2 separate regions of the Homo sapiens genome follow, and region 1 is linked to region 2. Evidence: read pairs that join two places in POLR2A ChIA-PET (ENCODE). Cell type or tissue: B cell. All regions are shown on one strand. Each heading gives the region's core, and the rest is flanking DNA. Links, peaks and the distances in the headings are about the cores only.

The links. Peaks named below come from ENCODE experiments on the same cell type or tissue, not always from the same donor. Only the 100,000 strongest peaks of a DNase experiment are listed, where the experiment ranks them.
Region 1: POLR2A ChIA-PET joins it to region 2 with 6 read pairs; 11 of 35 experiments call an interaction of 5 or more read pairs at or near these places.

Annotation. Positions count from the first base shown.
Region 1 is chr2:196,196,076-196,204,063 of GRCh38, forward strand. HECW2 (HECT, C2 and WW domain containing E3 ubiquitin protein ligase 2) reads right to left here. Exons shown (of 29, transcript NM_001348768.2): 29 at 1-5,313. The coding sequence ends at 5,202. Among named protein-coding and RNA genes, the nearest start is that of STK17B, 28 kb to the left of the region's middle. In B cell, for the core only: no CTCF peak of the experiment used is centred there; DNase peaks (open chromatin) are centred at 4,666, 4,988 and 5,764; H3K4me3 peaks cover 1,759 bases; H3K27ac peaks cover 868 bases.
Region 2 is chr2:196,249,229-196,257,216 of GRCh38, forward strand. HECW2 (HECT, C2 and WW domain containing E3 ubiquitin protein ligase 2) reads right to left here. Exons shown (of 29, transcript NM_001348768.2): 19 at 4,692-4,801. Among named protein-coding and RNA genes, the nearest start is that of HECW2-AS1, 6.8 kb to the right of the region's middle. In B cell, for the core only: no CTCF peak of the experiment used is centred there; no DNase peak of the experiment used is centred there.

The DNA.
Region 1 (7,988 bases), core at 1,658-6,657, 54 kb before region 2:
ATCCTTTCGCTCCTTCTGACCCAGATGGCTATGATATGGACAGCACACACACGGTCATCCTTCCTGACAGCTCCTCGGAATGCAGTTACCACTCTGAATCTTGACAGTTGGTCAATAATTAGCATTATATTCTTGCGGGGTGGCACAACTGCTGGGCTCCTCTTTCCTCCTTTTTTATTTTTATCATCCTTTCAGTGGGCAGTAGCTGGCCTTAAGCCACAATTCAGAAAGCTTTAATGTCTTCAGCATTCCTTTGCATCCATACTAGACAAACAAATTAATTTGGAAAACACAAATGAATGGGAAAGAAACTAAGTTTTTGAAAATTAGAGTCTAAAAGTGACATTCTCATCAAACTCACGGCAGTAAGATGGAAGTAAAATGGCTAAGGTCCAGAGTGCTGTCCCTCACCTACTAAATCAGAAAGCAGACAAAACAGAGCAAGGCCCAGAGGCTCACGTCTGTAATCCCAGCACTTCGGGAGGCCAAGGTGGGAGGACTGCTTGAGCTCAGGAGTTCAAGACCAGCCTGGGCAACGTGGCAAAACCCTGTGTCTACAAAAAATATAAAAAAATTAGCTGGGCATGGTGGTGCATGCCTGTAGTCCTAGCTACTCGGAGGCTGAGGTGGGAGGCTGGCTTGAGCCTGGAAGGCAGAGGTTGCAGTGAGCCAAGATCATGCCACTGCACTCCAGCATGGGTGACAGCCAGACCTTATCACAAATAAACAAAAACAACTGCCAGCATGGTGGCTCACACCTATAATTACTCCTAGCACTTTGGGAGGCCAAGGCGGGCGGATCGCTTGAGCTCAAGAGTTTGAGACGTGCCTGGGCCTTGTCTCTACAAAAATACAAAAATTAGCCAGGTGTGGTGGTATGCGCCTGTAGTCCCAGTTACTCAGGAGGCTGAGGTGGGAGGATCGCTTGAGCCTGGGAGGTGGAGGTTGCAGTGAGCTCATGTGCCACTGCACTCCAGCCTGGATGACAGAGCCAGACTGTCTCAAACAAACAAACAAAGAAAGCAAAAGGCCCTGAAACTGAGACTCAGTTTGGAGATTAGACCACATTCTTCTTATGCATGTTTTTATTATGCAGGGTTACAGATACCTCTTAATAATGGCATTGCATCATTTCACATAAATACGGAGTTTCCTGAATAAGGTTAAATTGAACAGACTCCTATCTTCATTATAAGATATTTGCCTTGTTAGAAGTGGTCCAATCATAAATAAAATTTGTGAATTTTATCACTGGAACTCAGCTATTAGGGCTTACTAGATCCATCCCTATTAAAAATTTAAAAATAAAATAAGGCTTCTGATTAATGTTTTCCATTATCTTGTTTCCAAATAATACTTGAGAAAATTAAATGACTATTCTGTATAAATCCATCAAAAGCAATCACATTTTGCCTTCTGTTTTTTAAATTTCTCATGTCAAGTCATGAAATGCAAATAAGTCTACGGGGAAATTTTTTCCATGAATATACTAATTTCTTTATGGACTTTTCAGAAGGTGTCATATTTTAAATGTATCTGTTTAAGAAAGTGAGAGTTTGGAGGAAGCATCTTGGAAACCTCACTGAATGTGGAATATACTGGTACAAACATTAGTCTCCACATTTCTCAAGATGAAACACAGAATTGTGACTATGAAGTAATGAAACTGATGCCACAAGCCATCCATGAAAATCAGCCACAACCCAGATGGAACATGATGCTTGTACCCTACAAAGTGCGTGAGGAGCTAAACGGACGATGTACCTGACAGCACTTTGAAACTATAAAGCACTATGCAAGCATATTCTACCATTTCTTTCAAACACTTGAATGCATTTTTACCATTTCTGATTGTTGCACAGGTAAAACAGATTTTCCTTTATTTATTGCAGAATTTCTGCTAAATTATAAACGCAATATATGCTAGAAAATTGTGACCATACTTCTTTGACCAAGATCCATTCATTTTGTGCACAAGAAAAATGTTTTGACCCCAGAAGTGGTTTGGGCTCAGGGATTGGGATTTTTCACACTGAAAACCAATGGTGCATTGTAGAATAGATGAAGGGAAACAGGGAAACTTTCCCTGTTTTGGCATTTCACTGATAATTTCAAAATCTTTGAGTTGCTCCTTCACAGATCAGCTCCCTACACACTTTACACTCTCGTTGTGTAAGTGCATCCTGGCTTCAACACTTGACCAGTATTGACATACTATTACTTGCCATTGCTTCCCAATAGAAACAGCATTGATGTAATTTTTTTTAGCCACACTATCATCTATATATGAAGCCATTATTGAATCTCCCAGATGGAAAAAGCTGTTCTCTTCTCTCTTCATTCCTTGATTGTAGAACTTACCAAATTTTATTAAAAACACTTTTTTGAACCTTGGAGTCTACTCTACTACACTGTGAGCTGAGCTTTTCAAAGGCAGATTTAGACTCTTGTAGCTCCATCGTCAAACAAACATCAAACTGGCACAGAGGGAATGCCAATGATGTGCTTGTTCTCTCATCTAAGAGATGTTCTGCATACATATATGATGTATTAAGAGTGTCTTCTATAGTATAAAGAGCATCACTTAAAATAAGACCAGAAAGCCTAGTTATCTGGGTTCACAGTCCAGAAGAAAATATTTATGGATATTTCTAATTGTAGAGTACATGAAAGTCTAATTTATTCTGTGGAAATGTTATTTAATATTTTATATAGTTATTACTGGCTGTTTTGTTTTACTAAGAAAGAATAATAGATAAGTTAGCATGGTGTTCTGATATGATAAGTACATCTTTGATAATTCCCAATCTGAGAACAGTATCAACTAGATGATTATACTAATTAAGAATGTCTACATACATTAAAGTGTACTGTTATTTGGGAAAAAGTTGGATGCCTTAATAAAGAAATATATTTGTTAGAAATAATTAAAGAGATACATTTTATTTCAAATATCTTTTACCTAATAATATGAAATACCATAACTAAATGTCTCAAACCAAAATGAAGGATAACATGGTCTTTGAATGTATTTTTGAAAGAAATGCAACCTTTATCTGCTGCTTGGAGAATGCCAGCCCTGAAACATCTTGTATACCATCAAATATGTGACTTAAAAAAAAGTGTGTTATACTACTTTTCCTTATAATGAAAAGAATACAAACAAGTGAAAAGTTTGCAAAATTAAATATATACTTGTATTCATGATCAATAAGTACAAACTAACATTTCCAGTTAAAAGTTTTTCTTTTTTTCTCTTCCAATTATAGAATACAGAGAGCTCTTCCTTTCTTATTTCCAGATTTCTATAACCCTTTTTCAGAACATTTCTTCACACTGCAGTACGTGCCTTTAGTGCAGGAGTGTAACATAAGTGGTATTCCTCTTGAGGGTCCCAGTAGTAAACATAGCTTAACTCACAGGAGAGCAATCAGTTCTTACAAAACACCTATGAAAACTATGCATATGACCTCTATAAAATGTAAGATTGCCAACATCCCATAATAGGAATTCCATGGCTGCTTATAAATATAGATCTCAAAGAAATGTTTGGGCAATGCCTGTAAACCCATAGGCTGGCAAACCATATGTCAATCCAATGCTTTTATGACCCCCAATTTAACTTCACTCTATTGAAAATCTGATTAGTCAAGAAATAAACAAAGATGTGGAGTAATCCCAAAAGCAATTAAAATGAAGAATACCTTCTCATAAAATTAAGCAGAAGTAAGACTAGTGATGTCATGCAGTTTTGGAGATGCCATAGAAAAACTGTCTCTTAATATTAATAAGAAAATTATGCATCAGTGAAAATGCAGGCTTAGAAATATAGTTCTGAGTTTCAATTTGTGGTGTCTTCACTGATGAGGGAAAATGGAATTCTTACTACTGATCTCTTCAGTGTTGCTGATGGCTCCTTAACTGAGCTTAGTGTTTAATGATGCTGTACAAATAAAAAGCAGTGGGGGAAATACGAAATATCTGTATTAAATGCCATCCTGTAAAGTATTTGATGGATGGAAGAGAGTCTAATGCATTTTAAATAAATGCATATCATACTATCACATATAGTGAATCTTAAAAAATTATTACTTAGATGCACAGTCCTTGTAGTGGTAGACACGGCACTGTGAAGGAAGTTTGATTTAGAAGCTATTTTCTATTATACTTCTCAAGTGATGGAGTTGCTGTTAGTCATATTGTAATGTCCCTTCACCTTTGGTACATTCAGTGCAAAATATTTGGGGAATTTTTTTTACCTTTATAAAAATAAAAGGCCCTTTTGTTTCCTTGAGAGTGCTTAAAAGGATACATATTAGCATGATGCCCGAGTATGCATGGAACATGAAAATGGAATGAGTGATACATACAGCATGATAGGTAGGTTCTTATATACATCTTAAAGAACATAAACATAATGAACCTACAAAAAATAAACAGAACTCACTGTGTACTTTTTCCTGATATGCTGTGATTAATTGCTAGTTATTTTAAAATTGTTTTCATGCATTATAAAGCATAAAATCTGTCATTAGTAATTCACTGAATAATGGTTTGTCTTTAGCCATAATTACACACATACCACTTGCATATACATTGTCACAGACCATCTTATTGCAAATCTGTAAAGGTACCTCATATTGACTTGGTTTCATTTTCACTCATGTCCCATGAAAGCGGAAACCTATGGTGCACACCATGCAGGCACTCATAAGCAAGAAATGAATATTCTGTTATAACTTAGGGCTTAAATGAATGTACTTTCAGGAAATATATTTACTTTTATTATATTATTTAACTTGCTCTAATTTGGAGATTGGGCCAAATGCTGCCAGTTTGGCTTGAACCACGTTCAAGGGTAAGTTTCAAGATTCTCCTGAGTCCCTAAAAATTACCGTGGAGCTGATCATGTATGGGTTCATCTTTGTCTTGGAACATAACAAATGGAAAAAGTTTGGCAGTCAAGAACTGTTGATTGAAAGACGGTTGGGTTGTTCCCTGGGCATCAAGCTCACCCAAATCCTTCCAAGAGGACTCATCTCCAGTCCCCAAATGTGACAGAGCACTTGTTCCTGGAAAACAACAGCACATAGCTTTATCCTAAAGGAAGCATCCTCTTGAAACTTCCAATGTTCAATCATTCTTCTAGAAGGCAGCTTCTGAACCTGCCTGTCCACAGAGATGGGCATTCAGCTTCCAGGTCACTCAAGTCCAAAAGTACTGGTTTCTTCAACTGCTGTCAACAGTTTTTCATAAAGCATGGAAAAGGATGGGTAGGGAGGCAGATCCAGACGGTTAAAACATGTATGCGCTCTGAAAACACAAGAAACAGCACATAGTTTAGAACAGGCCGAGTGAAATGAAAATGTGTGTGGTGTGTGTGTGTGTGTGTGTCTGTGTGTGTATGACTGTCTTTCACATTCAAATTTATTTGTTGCCAATTTTCACACTCCTTTTGAAAAATCTTTGAAAACATTTTGACCTTAAAAATTCAGAACTGAATTTCTCTAAGGAAAAGAGGATATTTAAAAAAATATTTTATTTACATTTCACCACCATTTAAAAGCTATATTACATATAAATGACCATTTATTGAGTGGTCTAAGGATTACAAAGACAAGTTTGGTTTTTGTTTCTCTTTTGATGCTAGATTTTTTTTTTAATACACGGACATAAGGCCTTGCAAAGTAGTTCATTTTGAGTTGGCATATGCCTGGGTGTCTCTTCGATACTCTGTAGTTATGCATTTTTTCATTTTCTTGGACAGGGAAGAGGAGCCAGTGTCTCTGAGGGCCTGCCTCATGGCTTAGAGTCTTGGGAAATTCCCTGGCTGGACTTTTCTAAGTCAGTAGGCCATTGTTACTTCTTTGAATCCTGTGCTAAAATTTGCTTTCTCCCAATTCACAATAACAAAATAAGCAATTTAAATCATTACATTAAGTATTCTTTTTTAGAAATACTTCTTTTGCCAAGATAGGAAAAAAATATGTTTTCCTGTTATTTGCATCTGAATCACAATAAAAAATAGACAGTCTCCAAATAGTACATCTTATCAGGAAGCAAATCTGCACTTTTGACATGAAATAGGAAACATTCTATTCTGAATGTACAACAGCTTGTTTGGGGGACCTACATAACTTTGACTTAAAAAAAATACTCCTGAATAAGAAATTTTAGGAACTATGATTATTAACAAGCTATTTCTACAAAGTCACATGTCTATACTTTTACTCTGATAAATCCCTTTTCCTTATGAAATAAATATAATTAATATTCCTGGATGCAGTGTAATGTAGTGGGAAGACCAGAGATTTGCAGTTGGACATATTTGGGTTTGGATTCTAGCTCTATCAACAAGTGTGTGATTTGGAGTGAGTTATTAAAACTCTGAGCCCGTATTTCTCACCTTTAAAAGGGTGGTTATATAACTTGTCTGAGAAGGATGTGAGGATTAAGTGAAATAACAGAAACATGCTTAATAGAATGACTGGCTCATAGTGTTTGACCAATTAATAATAGAGGTATTGTTAGCTACATTTCATTACTATCAACAAGATTTGACTCTAATTGCCTTCAGTGAATTGCCACAAATAGTAATGACCCATGAGAATGATGAGATAATAAAGGGATAATAAAGCAGGTGTGTGGCCACATGGCTTATTAAAAACAGGAATGTGAACAGGATCTGTTATATTGTAAGAATACAGATAGAGTATTCCTTATCCAAAATGCTTGGCACCAGAAGTGCTTTGGATTTCAGATTTCTTTGGAATTTGGAATATTTGCATATATATAATGAGATATCTTGGGGAATGGGACCCAAGTCTAAACATGAAATTCATTTACGTTTCACATGCACCTTGTATACACAGACTGAAGGTAATTTTATACCATATTTACATAATTTGGTTCATGAAACAAAGTTTTGACCGCGTTTTTGACTGCACCCTGTCATATGAGGTCAGTTGTGAAATTTTCTACTTGTGGCATCATGTTGGCACTCAAAAAGTTTTGGATTTTGGAGCATTTTAGATTTAAAATTTTTTGACTAGGGATACTCCAACTGTATGAGTTTTAGGGTATAGAGATAGTACCGACTCACCCACTCCTAGTACTGTAAACTCTGGGATATATTGGTGGAAATCATCTAATGAATCTTTGCAGGCAAACCCTTTTTTGATACAATAAGCATTTCAGAATTGCATTTGATATCCTTAGACTGGAACGCAAATTGAGCCTCAAGAAAAGGTTTTACTTATTTAAAAATTCAACTTGTATACTACACTAGAGTCCTAGCAGTGGTTTATAATCTATCATCTGTGAAACACTGGAATAAAAATATTAAATAAAGATTTATCTCTGTTCCAGGGGTAGGGGAGGAAGAAGCAGAAAAGTAGAATACGTTTTGAATATAATTCTATGCCAAACTGTGTGTGTCAGACAAATAACATTTATTATCCTATTAGACTAACAGATGACACCACAATACTATTTTACAATTTTCATTTCTTTGGTTACCAATAAGGTTGAGCATCTTTCCCCCATGTCCTCTTGCTTTTTACATTTCCTGTTTTGTGATCCATATGTTCATCTCTCTTGCCCGATTAACTTTTCAGTATTTTTATTGTGATAAAATATACATAATATAACATTTACCATTTTAACTATATTTAAGTGCACAGTACCATGGCATTAGTACACCTACGTTATTTTGCAACCATCATCACTATCCATCTCCAGAACTTCTGCATCTCGCAAAACTGAAATCTGTATCCATTAAATAGTAACTCCCATTTCCTCTCCCCCTAGCCCCTGGAAACCACCATTCTACTTTGTGTCTCTATGAATTTCACTACCCTATGTACTTCATATAAGTGGAATCTTAAAATATTTGTCTTTTGTGATTGGCTTATTTCACTTAGCATATTTTAAGGTTGATGTTGTAGCATGGGTCAGAATTTCCTTCCTTTTTAAGGCTGAATAATGTT
Region 2 (7,988 bases), core at 2,784-7,783:
GTCCCATATTTGGCATAATAAGCCACATGGTGTTTGGAAAGATCTTTTCCTTCTGGCATCACTGAGGTTGGGATTGGCATTATAATGGTCCTAGAAAAACAAACCTTCACATTCCAAAATTTTGACAAATTTTGGTGAGCACTCTAACAGCTGCAAAAAGCAGTGAGTCAAAGTTTCCAAAGCCCCTCTCTCTTCTGCACTTGAAAATACATGTCAACGTGCTTGGAATGAGGAAAAGGGGGAAAGTTTACCAGGTTCCTAGGAATTCTCAATGAAGATCATTAAAATTTATTACTGTCATAATTTTCAAGATATTATTCTCACACCACTAAAAGGGGTGAAATTATAGTCACAAGGAGGATCAGACCACTTAAAAAAATCTGTTTGAAATGTTGCTTTCACAAAACCTTCAGGAATCCTGGTAGAAGGAGAAGCTATTTTATTCAAAGGAACAGAAGATTCCTCCAGAGGGGAAATGAGGTTAGGTAGTCCTGCCCTGGTATCATGTGGAATTTGTTATAGTGACTTCCATTGATATCAGGCTGTACAACCCAGTTTCAAGATCAAACAAAGCCCACTGAAACAGAGTAGGCCAGAAATATGGAGATGATTCTTCCTGAAAATTAAAACCACCACAAACACTGCTAGCAATTTAGATATATTTGGGTTACACAGGTCTTTGGAAAATGTTTAACTCTAAATGTAAGTTTCTAGAATGGATTTTATTGTCACCAATGATTACTCATGTGCATTTGCGATGCTAAATGAGGAAGTGAACTCAGCCACATTTAGAGTGCTCATACAGTCTTGAAGAATGTGTGCAGTCTTCAAGTGCATGCCTTTAAAGAGCACGGAAGGGGCAGCATTTGGCAATTTACCTTTTCCTCAGGGAGGAGAGGCCACACAAAAGGCCTGGAAAAGGACAGCCTTGACTGGCACGAGCAACAATCCACATGGCTTCATGTCTTTAACCATAAAACACAGGTAAAGGGATGGTCCACTTTAAACCCCAGCATAGGCTCTTACTAAGATAAAGTCCACTCTGCATGATTAAATATCTAAGCAGACAGCTCTGCAAATCAGGGTTCGTATGTTCCAGTTGTTAATGGTTCAAATGTGAACAAACTACTTCTCAGAATCAAATTTCCAGAAAGAAAGAAAGAAAAAGCGACACATTAACCTTTATTGGCTACTTGTTATGTTCCAAGCACCAAGCAAAGTGTTCTCCAAAAATAATCGTGAGAGGTGAGGTAATTATTGTTATCTCTATTTTATAGAAAAAGAGATTCAGGCTCAGGGAAGGAGGTACCCTGCCTAAAGTCAGACAGTTGCTAAAAGAATGAAATTCCCAGTTGGGAATTTCATGAAGTTTTCCCCTAAACCTTTAAACTTACCTGTAGTGTCATACACTTCTTTCAGCCTGTGTCATCAAAATAGGTGTCCCTATTTTGTTCCAAAGTTGGCCTGTGTTTCTTCCTTCAGTGTCGTGCTGCCCATGAGCCTGCCTTATTCCACAAACCACTTTCCTTCCACTCACGTCCTGTGTCCTCTGCACATGTATGCTCAACTTCCCATCCTAAAATTCCTTCCCTCTCTCTTCTCCTAACTACTGTTCTATTTTGCTTTCTTTTTACCTCCAGATTTCGTGAAAAGAGCATTTGACTTCTGCTTCAGATCCTGTATCATTCTGTCACCAATCATGATCCGGTTTATAACCTATTACTTCACAGAACCTGCTTTGGCAAAGACCATTGATAATGTCATGATTTTCAAATCTAAATGAGGCCTCTTTTCAGATCTCATCCTTCTTGATGCCCTATCCCCCTTTTGAGACAGGGTCTCACTCTGTTGCCCAGGCTGGAGTGCAGTGGCATGATCATGGCTCCCTGCAGGCTTGACCTTCTGAGCCCAAGTAACCCTCCCACCTCAGCCCCCGTGAGTAGCTGGGACTTCCTGAGCCCTTTGAGCATGTGGCTCTATTGACCACTCCTCTGTGAAACCCGGCTCCCCTGAAAAGACTTTCCTAACTCTATTCAAAATCTGTTGGCTCTCTTTCTTTCACTTGCTTCTCTGTCTCAGCTCATCCCTTAAATATTGAGGTTTCTCATGACATCATCCTCTATTTCCTCTCCTTTTCAATGACTTTCTCCCCAGTTGCTTTAGTCTATACTCTAGGTTCCAGTTGCCACCAGTACACTGAACTCCTTGCTTTCAACCTCTCCTGTGCGCCATGGCTGCCATTTCCAGCTGTCTTTGGGAATCTCCCATTGATGGCCCAAAGATTTCTCAATAAAACTTGTCCAACACCAAACTCACTCAATCTTCCAATTTGAGTCTAACCATTTCCCATTCTTGGCAGAGGGTGCTACCATCTGCCTGGTAGCCTAGGTAGTGAGGGCCTTTGAATCTTCCTTGACTCTTCCCTACCTCTACTCAAAGTCCTGATGTCTCTGCATCCTACATATCCCTTCAATTTGTTCCCTGGTCCCCATCTCCACTGCCTAGTCCAGTCTTTCATCATGTTACTCTGGCTAATGCAATGGCCTCTCTGAGAAACTGTCTCTAGTCTCTCATTTTCTAATTTATCCTCCCAATTGCCACCAGACTGATCTTTGAAAAGCAGGATATTATTGGTATTCCTCTGCTTATACATTTTCAGTGGCTTCACATGGACAATAGAATAGGGCTGGCTGGGCGTGGCAACTCACACCTGTAATACCAGCACTTTGGGAGGCCGAGGCAGGCAGATCATTTGAAGTTAGGAGTTTGAGACCAGCCTGGCCAACATGATGAAACCCAGTCTCTACTAAAAATACAAAAATTTGCTGGGCATGGTGGCATGTATCTGTTATCCTAGCTACTGGGGAGGCTGAGGCAGGAGAATTACTTGAACCTGGGAGATCACGCCACTGCACTCCAGCCTGGGCGAAGAAGTGTGACTCCGATTCAAAATAATAATAATAATAATAATAATAATAATAATAATAAGGCTTCAATGACCAACCAGCCCTAGCCTACCTTTCCAACCTGAGCTTTGAGAACTTCCCTTCCCTTGTATCTATTAACTTACTTGTATCTATTTCCTACACTACTTTCATGCTTCTGTGGCTTAGCTTATGCTACCTGATATGGTTTTTTTGGATGTTTGTTCCCTCTAAATCTCATGTTTAAATATAATCCCCAGTGTCAGAGGTAGGGCCTTGTGGGGGGTGTTTGGATCATAAGTGCAGATCCCTCATGAATGGTTTCGCACCACTCCCTTGGTGATGAGTGACCTCACAGGAGATCTGATTGTTTAAAGGTGTGTGGTACCTCCCCCCTGCTCTCTCTGGCTCCCACTCTCACCATGTGACATGCTGGCTCTCCATCACCTTCTGACATGAGTAGAAGTTTCCTGAGGCCCTCAACAGAAGCCAAGCAAATGCTGGTACCATGATTGTACAGTCTGCAAAACCATAAGCCAGTGAAACCTTTCTTTATAAATTACCCAGCCTCAGGTTTTCTTTATAGTTACACAAGAATGGCCTAACACATCACTCCCTTCACTAGAATGTCCTTCTTTCTTTGGTCCACCTGGTAAACTCCTATTCATCATTCTTCAAGGTTCCACTTCATATTTCCCCAAATACCCCATCCCCAGCCCTGAAAGAATAATTGTTCCCACAGCTGTGTTCTCATACATTTCTTCATTACAGAACTAACTACAGAGCTTCACAGAGTTATTTGTTGACTCACTGCCACACCATGAATTCTTCAAAGGAAGAAACTGTATTATTCATCTCTGTAGTCCTAGAGTCTAATTCAGTGCTTGGATCATAGTTGGATGCTCCATAAATCTGTGTTAAATGAACATATTAATACATCTTTTCCTGTTTGCAGTATCCAATTAGGCTGCATCTTCATTATCATTGCAGTATGTGAAAACACATGTTATATACCAAAGAACATACAGCAGCTTAGTGACACATATGGAGTTTGCACTTCTACTGAAATCATTTTCAGTTCTGACAGCTGTTAAAGTGTGAACAATGCACTGCCTATAATAAGGACCTATATACATCTGCTATTCTGTCAACATCATGACTGCCTTCATTTTCAAAGCTCATTTGCCAAGCTGCATTTCCTACCATTTGCTCATCCACCCATTCATCCACCCACTCACTCTTTCATTCAGGCCTATCTCTTTCAAAAAGAGATTGAATGTACACATTTCAGGTTACCTATCAACATCTTCTATCTGCCAATCCATTTCTGTTCTATCTAATGCAATTAATGAATTGCAGGAATGTCCAAGTCCATTAAACTGAACAATTTCAATTCCATATTATTTCTTGAGAGTAGAGACTTTATCTTCATTGTATATCAAAAAAGTTCTCTTCACTAGAACTTTCTAAAGTCAAAAAGCAACCTAATATTTTGTGTCCTGATATTGTATGATATAACATCATGAAAAGTAAATTCTATATCTGAGTATGTCATACCACTAATCCTCCTATTCATTATGTTTGTCAAAATGAATCCTCATGGAAATAAGCCACTCTTACGAGACAGGAAATGCACACGTGTATCTGTGCTAACACCAAAGATGTACCTGAAGTGTTCCCTTACTGTTCTGTCTTTAGGGAGGATAGAACATCTGGCTTGAAGGTTCACTCCTCAGAGAATTCACTGTGAGCAGCAGGTGGACTCACCTGGCGAGTTCTGAGGAGATGACACGGGAGAGCCACGTGGGGACTGACAGTAGCTGGGGTGGAGTAAGGCATGTGGAGGCACATACGACATTATCTCTTCTTCAAATAAGCTGGGGAAAGACAAGAAACAAAACGGGCACTTCAGCCAAAGTAGTGGGGAAAAGCCTAAATCCCAAAGGAGTAGAATATTCCATCCAAGATCCGGTTTATATCCCAAAGAGAGCATCCGCCCCCTTTCTCTTGCAGGTAATTCTTGGTACAAAATGGCTGGCTGTGGTGCTTTTTGTGAACCCTGTGGCTATTTCCCTGTTTTCCTACCAACTTTGGACAACGTGACTTTATTTTACTATTTCAACATATGAGTTTGAGTGTACATGTTTGTTTGAAAATCATACCTGGGTTTTCAGATTTGGAAACAGGATTCCAACACAAAATAGAAAATGTTTATTGAGAACCCATCATAAATATACAAAGTATGTTCTATATCCTCATTCCAAGAAATAAACAATAGGGTCTCAGCCTTCGAAGGGCTTAGGATTTAATTTGATAATTAAAAGCAAAATAAAACAAAACACCTCTTAAATAACTACAATCACAAAATAATTAGCTCCCTTGTTTACCCTGGCTACTATTTTTCACATGTGAGGATTTGGATCTTAGACCATTTAATGTCTTCTTTCTTCTCCATACTGAAATGTCTGTTTCTGATATTCTCCTAAAAGAGAGTAACCAGAGACCTGAGCTCTTTTCAGCTGTACAAGACAGTGTCAGTTTGTACTCCAATAAGACTGTAGAAACTGCAATGCCACTAAGCCCAGACAATATGAGAGTTCTTATGTATCATTAGGTATTCAGACTTTTGGACTCTTACAAATCTAATACTGTGAAATGGTATCTCATTATTTGAAACTACACTTACATTACTAGCATCTTTCCATGGGTTTATTGGCTATTCATACTTCCATTTCTATGCCTTTTCATAACCTTTATCCATTTTTCTATTGGGTTCTCTTCTTTTAAAGGCCTTCTTTATGTATCCACAATCTGGTTTCCTTTTTTTTTTTTTTTTTCTGAGACAGAGTCTAGCTCTGTTGCATGGCTGGAGCGCAGTGGCACAATGTTGGCTCACTGCAACCTCTGCTTCCTGGGTTCAAGTGATTCTCCTGCCTCAGCCTCTTGAGTAGCTGGGACTACAGGTGCGAGTCACCACGTTCAGCTAATTTTTCTATTTTTTTTTTTTTTTTTTTTTTTAGTAGAGATGGGGTTTCACCATGTTGGCCAGGTTGGTCTCGATCTCCTGACCTCATCATGATCCGCCTGCCTCGGCATCCCAAAGTGCTGGGATTACAGGCGTGAGCCACTGCGCCTGGCTGATCTCTTTGTTTTACATGTTGTAAATCTATTCTTCCAGTTGATTATCTTTCTTTATGCCTTTATATGTGGTATCTTTCATTATATCCATTTAAAAATATTTATGTAGCCAAATTTATCAATCATTTCTTGTATGAGCTCTGATAGAGGTATATTTTTTACATGAATTGAGTTAGTGAAAAGATACATGAAACACAAAAATCAATAACAAATTAAACAAGGTCATTTAAAAATTATTGGGTTTTAAAATAGCCCTATTGGAAAATAACTTTACATGCGTTTATTCTGAATTGAATAATGTCCTAGAGCAACACTATCTCTACATTGCAGCTTACTGATAAGTCAATTTGTACCAGGAGTGATTTTTCCTTTTTAAGAAATCAGACAAAACATTAAAATAGACACAAAGGCTTCCATTATGTAAGTGACAAGTATGCTGACTGAAGTTTGTAGTCACCAATTCAAATCATTCCAATTCCAAAGTGAAATAAAAAATAAAGGGCTGAGCGCTGTGGCTCACACCTGTAATCCTAGCACTTTGGGAGGCCGAGGAGGGCGGATTGCCTGAGCTCAGGAGTTCTTGTCCAGCCTGGGCAACACGGTGAAACCCCGTCTCTATTAAAATACAAAAAATTAGCCGGGCGTGGTGGCTTGCACCTGTACTCCCAGCTACTCAGGAGGCTGAGGCAGGAGAATTACTTGAACTCAGAGGGTGGAGGTTGCAATGAGATGAGATCTCACCACTGCACTCCAGCCTGGGCAACAGAGCGAGACTGCACCTCAAAAATAAATAAATAAATAATTGAGGACATGAATAAAACCCCAAATTTTTCAATAATCACTAATTATATTACTTATTAAGCATGTACATATAATACATTGTGTTGTTTACTATTATTAAAATAATAAACACATGTGATCACCCACATGAAAAGCCTAGAATTTAATGACATCATTTGTATACAATAATTATAGAACTATTATATGTAAGAAAATTTCTCACACTTCTCCAAAGGCCCATTAGCTTTACAGAACCTGCTTATTTTCCCAAAGAGGAGAAAATGCAGCCTTGCTCTTTATGTATGAATGAGTTCTGAATTATTTGAATTCAAATACATTTGAATTCTACTACTTAACACATAGAAACTCATGCAAACTGTTGTGTTATCAAAGTACAAATATTATAAGCTATAGTAAAATAAATTTAAGACTATACCATCTAAATATTATTTAACTATGGATAGGTGAATGATAATTATGACTTCTGTTTTTACTAATTCCCAAAGCAGAATTCTTAGTTTAAAAGAAAAAAACCTTAGCTTTCTATAGTGAAGAAAAAGAGCATATCCTGGCCAGAATTCTGTTAACAGAAACTTCAACTATTTTATCACCAACCAAACCATGATAGAAACATCACACTCTAACGTTAATTGACCAGTAGTCTTCCTGACCACCTAGCATACTATATGCTGGTTTCACAACTGGCTCAATACCACAGGAGAGAGGCCACCCATTAGGTTGAGAAGCTACCCCCACCATAGGTCCTATTCAGAGTCAACTGAAGTGAAGTATCTATAGAAAGTGAATATATCCCTTTGAGTTATGCTTTGACTACACACAAAGAAAAATAATTTTCTGACAACAATCACATGGGAGGTCAGAAATATGGCAACAAATATGGCAACTATGGAATGGAGAATTAGAAATGGTCAGGGTCAAGATCATCATGAATACTTGAATGAGGTTATTAGCACTCAGGGATAAACAAAACCTTGCCTGAAAGGCTCAGTATGCTGTTCCTTTTAATTCTCTGGAGGTTACAGGGATGAGCGTCCCAACCACTGGGTAGAGCAAAGCATTATTTTACTATGGCTTGCCTACATTTGAGGGATAATAAAAAAATGAGAAAGTCTTTTGAAAACTTGC